Linked DNA regions of Mus musculus: region 1 is linked to region 2. Evidence: chromatin contacts called from ENCODE POLR2A ChIA-PET data. All regions are on one chromosome and are shown on one strand. Each heading gives the region's core, a stretch centred on a gene start or an enhancer-like site at or near the end of the contact. The rest is flanking DNA. Distances are from core to core; before and after follow the strand shown. Region 1 holds the start of Mon1a (MON1 homolog A, secretory traffciking associated). Region 2 holds the start of Traip (TRAF-interacting protein).

Region 1 (3,983 bases), core at 676-3,175, 63 kb after region 2:
TATACAGAGTAAGCATACCCTATACTCAGCTGAAGCTATTAGCACATTGTGGTTATTCTTAGCACTCAGACTGCATTTACACACAGGTCCAGTGGTCTCTGTCCTGCCAATCAATCCTTTAGAAGATTTCTCAGTCAGCCAGGGCCTGAGGAATGACCTGATCAAACATACTTCTGACCTCAGGAAGCATGAGCTCTAGTTTGAGGGACCCCTCCTTCTGACCCCCTCTCCCCTGCCCCAGGACATCAGGTCAAAGAGCCACGGGCCTCAGCCTCCCCGGTATCAAGCAAGCTGTTCTTACCTTCTCTGCAGTTGCAGAGCCAGGTTGCCAGTTCTCAGCTGCTTCTAGCTATCTCTCCCAAATTTATCTACCTCCTAGGTCTGCACAATGCCCTCTCTGTGGCTTTGTACTTCTGCCTTCAAACTCCAAACAAGTTCTACACCAGCTATGCCGTCCTGACAACATGCTCCTTCAGGACACTTTTTGTGCTTCTGAGGGTTAAATAAATCCAGTGTTCCTGAGTGTCCCCAGCATAGGACCTGCACAGGGAACGGAGCAGGGCCAGCTGTCTAGAGCTAGCCGGTGCTTTTTTTTTTTTTTTTTTCCACAAAAGTTCTCCTTCTATGTGAGATCATATAGCATTTTTATCCTCTCCAAGGTCAGTCTGGGGTTCCAACCAGAAGGCCTGGTGAAGCGAACCGTTTTCTGGATACCCACACACTCAGGCAAGAAGGCTGAGTGGAGCAGATAAAGCCCACCTCCCACCTCCAATAGACTTTGATTTCTGCAGCAAGTGCTCCTGGAAAAGCTGGTCCTGAGCCGTTATGCAAGGGAGGTGTCTGAGAACAGCTCCAGTGGTCTCTACAGGAACACTTTTTAGGCAGTTCCTCTAAGTGCTCCCAGGGCATGCAACTTTTCCTAGAAGCCTCTAGCAGAGCCTATGAACAAAATCACCAAGAACAAAAACAAACAAACAAACAAAAAGCTGATGCTGTCCCTCCTTCCAATGCGCCTCCCTCCTTCAGATTGCTCCTGAGAGAGGAGGGTCTTGCAAAAGCCCCTCCTTACTAGCTTCAAACAACCTTGATCTTTTTTCCTGTTCTAACAGCGCTTCAAATTTGATCTTGACCCCTTTGGTCCACTTGGGAGGACGACTCAGAAAGTCTGACAGTCAGGGCTCAATTGGGACTGTGATGTGGCTGCTTCAGCAGGATGCCTCCAGGATCTACAATGAGCCTAGTTCCTTGTCACCTCTAGAGGCCACTCCCCTTCCTGACAAAGGCTGCTCACAGTTCCCAAGCAAACTCTACCTAGAAAGGGTTGGCTCACCCTTTCAGACCTGCCTGCCTCGCTCCACCATCCTCCTTTTAAAGAGAACTCTGTGGGCCGAATATGTCCGAATTGGGGGTTGGTGTCTGCTGCCTATGGGACATTGCTCTCCCGGCCAAAGGATGAGTTCTCGCCTCATCTTTCTTAGTGCCTAGCTGGGACCAGCCGGCTAAAGGACCCCAAAGAGCCGCAGTACCCCTATCGGGGCAGTAGATGGCCGGGACACCCCCCCCCCCTAGTTTTCAAGCCCCTCCCTCTAAAGATGACAGCTTGCCCGCCTCTCGCCGCCCCCAGGCCACGTGGGTTAGCAGTCGAACTCACCTGTTTCTTGGGGAAACACAGGACCTACCGAGGGTACCAGTCACTGCCCTCTGCCAGACCCCTGGGGAGATATAAGTGTCCAGCAGTGCCTGGCCTCAGAGTGCAACTTCGCGGGGCTACCGCCCCTGGAGGATACAGACATGGCCACAGCGGAGGAACCGATCTCTCCTGCCGACCCTTAACCGGCCACCGGCGCAGGAAGACAGCTTTCACCGGCCTCTGGTGGCGGAGGCCCGGTTCCAGCCTCTTGGCCAGCCCCAGCCCGCCCCTGTGTGCATTGTGGGAAATGTAGTCCGTAACTCTCCGCAGCCTTAAAGCTGCGGGAGCGGTTCCGGGCTCCCGAGCCTGGCGATGCCAGAGGCGGGGTCTGACCTAGGACCCGGGTTGCCTCACCTGGCACCGCCTTCTTCCGTGTCTTAGAGGCGGGTCCTCTACCCTTCCCCCCAAACACCCACTAGATGTTTACTTTAAGGGACCAGAACGAACGTCAGTATTTCCCCACCGATCATGGAAAGATGATAAGTTTAGGGAGCTGGATAAATGCCACTAGTGAGCACAACCACATAGACTGTACAAGACGCGGACGTGTTGAAAAGACTCAAAAATTGTTGCTTAAAAAGACCTTAAGTCTGGTCACAGTATATTATTTTAAGGCAATAGAAAGCACAATTCTCAACAATTCACATAAACTGACCCGGGGAGCTTTTAAAAAAACATTAATGCCTGGACACTATCCTATAGATTTTTACTTAATGGGATGAATGTGAGGTACGAGGCATCGGAGTTGTTTGAAAAAGCTCCTGGGTGATTTCTAAGGGCAAGGAACCACTGCTTATAATTTCCTAGACACAAAGTAATAAAAACAGGAAAACAAGTTTTCCCAGCAGCCCTTATTTCTGGTGAATAGTTTGAAGAAGCAAAATTAGGGAATGGCTAGTATTACTTATATTTTATCTGAAGCAATTTGCTTACTTTTCAAGCTTCATGGTTAGTCATCCCAATAGTTCTGAGATAAAGGACAAAGTCAAAAACCTCTGACTTTTCCTTGCAGTTTGACAGGCTCCCTAAGGAGGTCGGAGAAGTTGGGGATCTCTCTCTTCTCTCTCTTCTCTTCTCTCTCTCTCTCTCTCTCTCTCTCTCTCTCTCTCTCTCTCTCCCTCCCTCCCTCCCTCTCTCCCATGCGAATTTGAAATCTGGCTCCATAATACTGGCATATGTGTGCTCTCTCTCTCTCTTTCTCTCTCTCTCTCCCTCCCTCCCTCTCTCCCATGCAAATTTGAAATCTGGCTCCATAATACTGGCATATGTGTGACTGACATGATGACAACCTGTGACCTTTTCCTGGAGATAGTTTCCACAGGGTTACCAGACCCTTAAATGCTGGGTAAGGGAAGCGTCCCATGTGAGAGGGAGTTCGTTCCTTTGCAGTGGAGACTGAGAAGGGGAGTGGAACTTCTCCAAGTCTCCATAGGTCTTTCAGGATTTCCTCTCTTTGCTTGCTCTGGCTTCCAGGTTCCTACCTTGAAGCAAATATAATTTATACAAGTTTTCCCTATATACTTCATTTCATATTATTTCACTATACGAGTCTAAAGTAAGAATTTTTGAGCAGGGCGGTGATGGCTCACCCCTTTAATCCCAGCACTTGGGAGGCAGAGGCAGGCAGATTTCTGAGTTCGAGGTCTTCTTTTGTGTGCATATGTATGTTCTGTGTTCATGTATGTGCAAATATGTATGGGAATATGTGCAGGGGTGTGTGTGCACATCTTACGTTGGGTGTTGTTCTAATCAGCTTCAGTTCTCAACTTGACACAGTGTCTGTGGGGAATTGTTTCAGTTGTTAATTGATGCAGGAGTGCCCAGCTCATTGCAATTAGTGTTATTCCCTGGGCAGGTGGTCCTGGGCTACTCAGCTTGAGTGAGCCAGCAAGCAACATGGGTTCCTTCCTGGTTTCTGCTTCAAAAGTTCCTGTGCTGAGTTTCCTTAAGGATCAACTGTGGCCTGTGAGCTGAAATCAGTCCTCTCCTCCCCTCAGTTGCCTTTGGTCAGAATGTTCTAGCACAGCAGCAGAAGGAAACTAAAACTTCCTTGACATTGTCCCACTTTTAGGTCTCATGGAGCCTGGAGTTCACTGGTTGACTAGACTGCCTTGGCCAGCAAGCTCCAGAGATCCACCTGTCTCTGTAGCCCCAACACTGAGGTTAGAGATTCCCACCTCTGTGTTTGGCATCTCCCTAGGTACTGCTCATGCTTGTATAACAAGCACTTAGCCGGGCGTGGTGGTGCATGCCTTTAATCCTAGCACTTGGGAGGCAGAGGCAGGCGGACTTC
Region 2 (3,790 bases), core at 1,000-3,499:
GACAAAGTGCACAGGTGGAAGCCAGAAGTGGTGGCTCTCACCTGCAATCACAGCACTCAGAAGGCTGAGGCAAGAGGACTGCCATGAATCCCAAACTAGCCAATACTACATAGCAAGACCTTGTTTCAAAAACAAAACAAACAAAAAATAGCTATAAGGCCTGGGGTATAACCAGTAGTAGAACACTTGCCTTCCAGGCACAGGACATGGATCTGAGAGACAGGGGAGGTGGGGCATATACCTGCAATCTGAGCTCTAGGAGGCAGAAGAAACAGAACCAGAAATTCAGTCAGCCTGAGCTCTACACAGCAAGGCCTGTTTGTTTGTCTGTTTTAAAAGGCTGGAGAGATGACAGCTTACTGGTTGAGAGTAGGTGTTGGTACTGCTCCTGCGGCTGTCCTGAGTTCAGTTCCCAGCACTCTTATCAGGTGACTCACGACTGTCTAGCTCCAGCCCCACGGGGATCAGATGACCCTGGCCTCTGAGGTTACCCATACTCATATGCACATAGCCACACAAAGACATACACATAGAACACATAATTTAAAATAAAAATAAGATTAAAAAAATCAGCTAGGTGTGGGTGTGGTGGCGCACACCTTTAATCCCAAAATTTGGGAGACAGTGGTGAGCAGATCTAGCTTGAGTTCGAGGCCAGCCTGGTCTACAGAGTGAGTTCCAGCACAGCCAGGGCTACACAGAGAAACACTTTCTTGAAAACAGCAAACAAAAAGACAAGAAAACCCCCACAAAATCCAACAGGTGGAACAAGATAGAAAATACTGAATATGACAAATTTCATCAGTAAGCTCACACTTAAGGCTTAAAAAGGTTCAGTTTAGTACCAAATTTTTAAAGCCAAATATGATTTCAAGAAACAGACCTAAAACATAATTACACAGGAAAGTCCAAGGTGAAAGCTTAGGGAGAGAGCAGGTGATACAAAGTAGCTTTAGTGGCGGGGTTACTTCTAACCTAACTACACAATGGCTCCTTAGGAATGGAGCTCAGGCCACACAACACTGTATTATGTGGTTTTGTTTGTTTGTCTTTTTGACACAAGGTCTGGGAAAATTCAGGCTGACTTTTGCCTTACTTATGTAGCTGAGACTAACCTTAAAACTCCCAATCATTCAGTCTCCACACTGTCCCTCCTCCCCAGCCTGTACTGGGATATGCAACACAACAGACTCTAAGGTCGGTTTTAAACAAAGCTTTGCAAATGGGAGACACCCAGAAGTGTTCACACCACTTCCTGCTTTGTGGGCCCTATTGCCCCTCAAAAACCTCCCAGTCTCCCAAAGGAGACCTCTCTTCTACCTTATTTTCTCTTTGGTTGGGAGCTTTGGATCAGCCTGCTCAGTTGCAAAGGGACTCTTTCGTCACCCACAAGACAACTGAACATCAGGACCCCTCGACGACAGGAACACACTTCCTTGCCATTCCAAGTTAAGCCAGGTGTACTGGAGTGTCTGATCAACGAGGTGTTTCTGGATAGAAACAATCCAAAGCATTCCAGCAAACGACAGACCCTTAAAGATTGCCAGAAACCTATCAGCATAAATTGGTCTGTTTCTTTTTTTGTTTTGTTTTGCGAGACAGGGTTTCTCTGTATAGCCCTGGCTGTCCTGGAATTCACTCTGTAGACCAGGCTGGCCTCGAACTCAGAAATCCGCCTGCCTCTGCCTCCCAAGTGCTGGGATTAAAGGCTTGCGCCACCACCGCCCGGCTGTTGGTCTGTCTCTTGACTCTCAAATAAAATACAATAGCTCGTTAGTGCAGTAAAAGCTCATCTTCGCTCAAACTAATAGTTTTGAAGTCATTTCTTAGCGCAATAAAGAAGCACTCTTTCACCGTGGGCTACCGGTATCACTTCCACCTGGCCCACTTCGGCCCAGGTTGGAAAGCTTCCGTGAGGCTCCTCTAATGTCGTCGTCACTTGTCTTAGTTCGGAGGAGGGATTGTCTCTAGGCCCGACACCCCCATAGCGTCTAAGTGGTTCTAGGACACGCACGGGGCCCTACACCGCCGTCACTCACCATTGCAGATGAAAAGTGTGGCCACAGTGGATGGCAGCCACGTCACGGGAGTGATCGAAGAAGTCGGAGCAGATAGTGCACAGAGCGCGGATAGGCATGATGGCTCGACTCAAGCAGCCCAGGGAACCAGCTGCCAGCGACAGACACAGTTTGGTGGCCGAACCGGCCACCGCTCCGGTTCCTTCAAATTTCGCTCCACCGCACGACTTCCGGTAGTGAACCGGAAGGAATAACAAACCCACGCCTGAGTGCTTCCCTCTGATTGGACAAACTTCGGGGCGGGGCGCTGGAGGGCTGTGATAAGCAGCCCGCCAGCCGTGCGGAATCCTGGGATTTAGCTCCTTCGGGTCTCCTGGGAGTGGGTCCCTGTTTCTACCGCAAAACCCTGCGATCCCCTGTGGCGTAAAACAGTGAAACTACAGTCTGACCCCTATCCCTGCTAAGCCGGGTATTGTCTCAAGCTAGAGCCGGTGCGAAGTGAACCAGACCCCTTCTTGCTGCACTTCAGGGCAGTCAAATAGACTGGAATGCCAAGAAAAGGGGATGATGGTACCATGGCTATGGAAAGTAATAGGCCATACGCTGGCAGCCCACAGTTCCCAAACAGAAAGAGGGCTCCCCACTTTCTAAACCTTCTACTATGGATCATCTTGGAAAGGTGGACACATTAAGTCCTAGCCCTTCGAACCACTACACTAGTCCTGGCTTTATTCAAATATGACCTAATAACCTTTGAGATTAGGTAGACACTGGAGCTAGTAATTTAGCCCTTTCCTCCCAGAATGCCTCATACCTGAGACTGTAGGATGGTGATTTTGGAGGTACAGATGCTTCAAAGACCAGGAAATAACAAACCCTCTTTATTATTCCCACATCAGATAATTTAAGGTCCTCCCTGAGAAAGGCCATCTTGAGTTGAAGCGAGGCTCCTTAGCGATTTTTACGGTATCGTTAGCAGTATTACTCCCTCAGAAGAAGCATACATAACTTTATAAAGTAGGTCTGCTCCAGCCGGGGAAGACAGAATGAAATCTTTTTGGTCTAAGTGGAAAGCACAGGTATTCACAGGAAGTAGGCATCAAGAAGCACAGAACTGTTGTGCAATCCCACCCTCTCCCCACTGTGCCCACGCGCAAGGTCACTTCCTATAGTGGTTGGCCCTGAGTAGATTCCACCTCTAAGTCCAAGTTAAGACAAAGGCTCTTTGTCAACAAGAATCGGAAAAGCGTCAGCCCTTCGGCGCTCAGCTCGGGATAGTTTTTAGCTGAAACACACCACTCTCGTGGGATTTTTAGCGTCCAGAGGAGTCCCATCAACATCATCCAGGTAGACACTGGAGAAGGTGACCTCCACTCTCACTCCAAGCAACACACTAAGCATCAACCGCTACCCAAAAACTGATCGTCCCACAGCCTCGTCCCTCCCGCACTGCCTTCCATAGGCTCCTCCCCAAGAGGACAGAGGAAGCAAAGGCAAGAGGGTGGCCAGAGGCTTTGCAGGGTGACGTTTATTTGCCAGGTTCAGTAGGCACACAGTTAGCCCACCAACCTTCACATACCAGAGCAGACCCACAGGCATGCAGGGAGAAGGGCAGGACCACCATGGAGTGCCGAGCAAGGGCAAGGACCAGCGTGGCTGCCTGTTCAGGCTGTGGTAGGGTCTGACCAAGGGCACCTGCTGAGAGCATCCCTCAGGGAGCTGGGGAACTGTAGTCTACTTCCTCATCCCAGCCAGAGCTACTTCACATGGCT

Evidence for each region. ChIA-PET counts read pairs that join two places held with the same protein, here RNA polymerase II (POLR2A).
Region 1: POLR2A ChIA-PET joins it to region 2 with 10 read pairs in Patski. The contact joins the promoter of Mon1a here to the promoter of Traip in region 2. POLR2A ChIA-PET finds 5 or more read pairs at or near these places in 3 of 5 experiments (Patski and embryonic stem cell).

What each region holds. Positions count from the first base shown.
Region 1 is chr9:107,886,071-107,890,053 of GRCm38, reverse strand. It overlaps Mon1a (MON1 homolog A, secretory traffciking associated), which reads right to left and starts at 1,925. Exons shown (of 6, transcript NM_028369.3): 1 at 1,652-1,925.
Region 2 is chr9:107,949,422-107,953,211 of GRCm38, reverse strand. Traip (TRAF-interacting protein) reads right to left here and starts at 2,249. Exons shown (of 15, transcript NM_011634.3): 1 at 2,040-2,249. The coding sequence starts at 2,137. It overlaps Camkv (CaM kinase-like vesicle-associated), which reads right to left. Exons shown (of 11, transcript NM_145621.2): 11 at 3,521-3,790.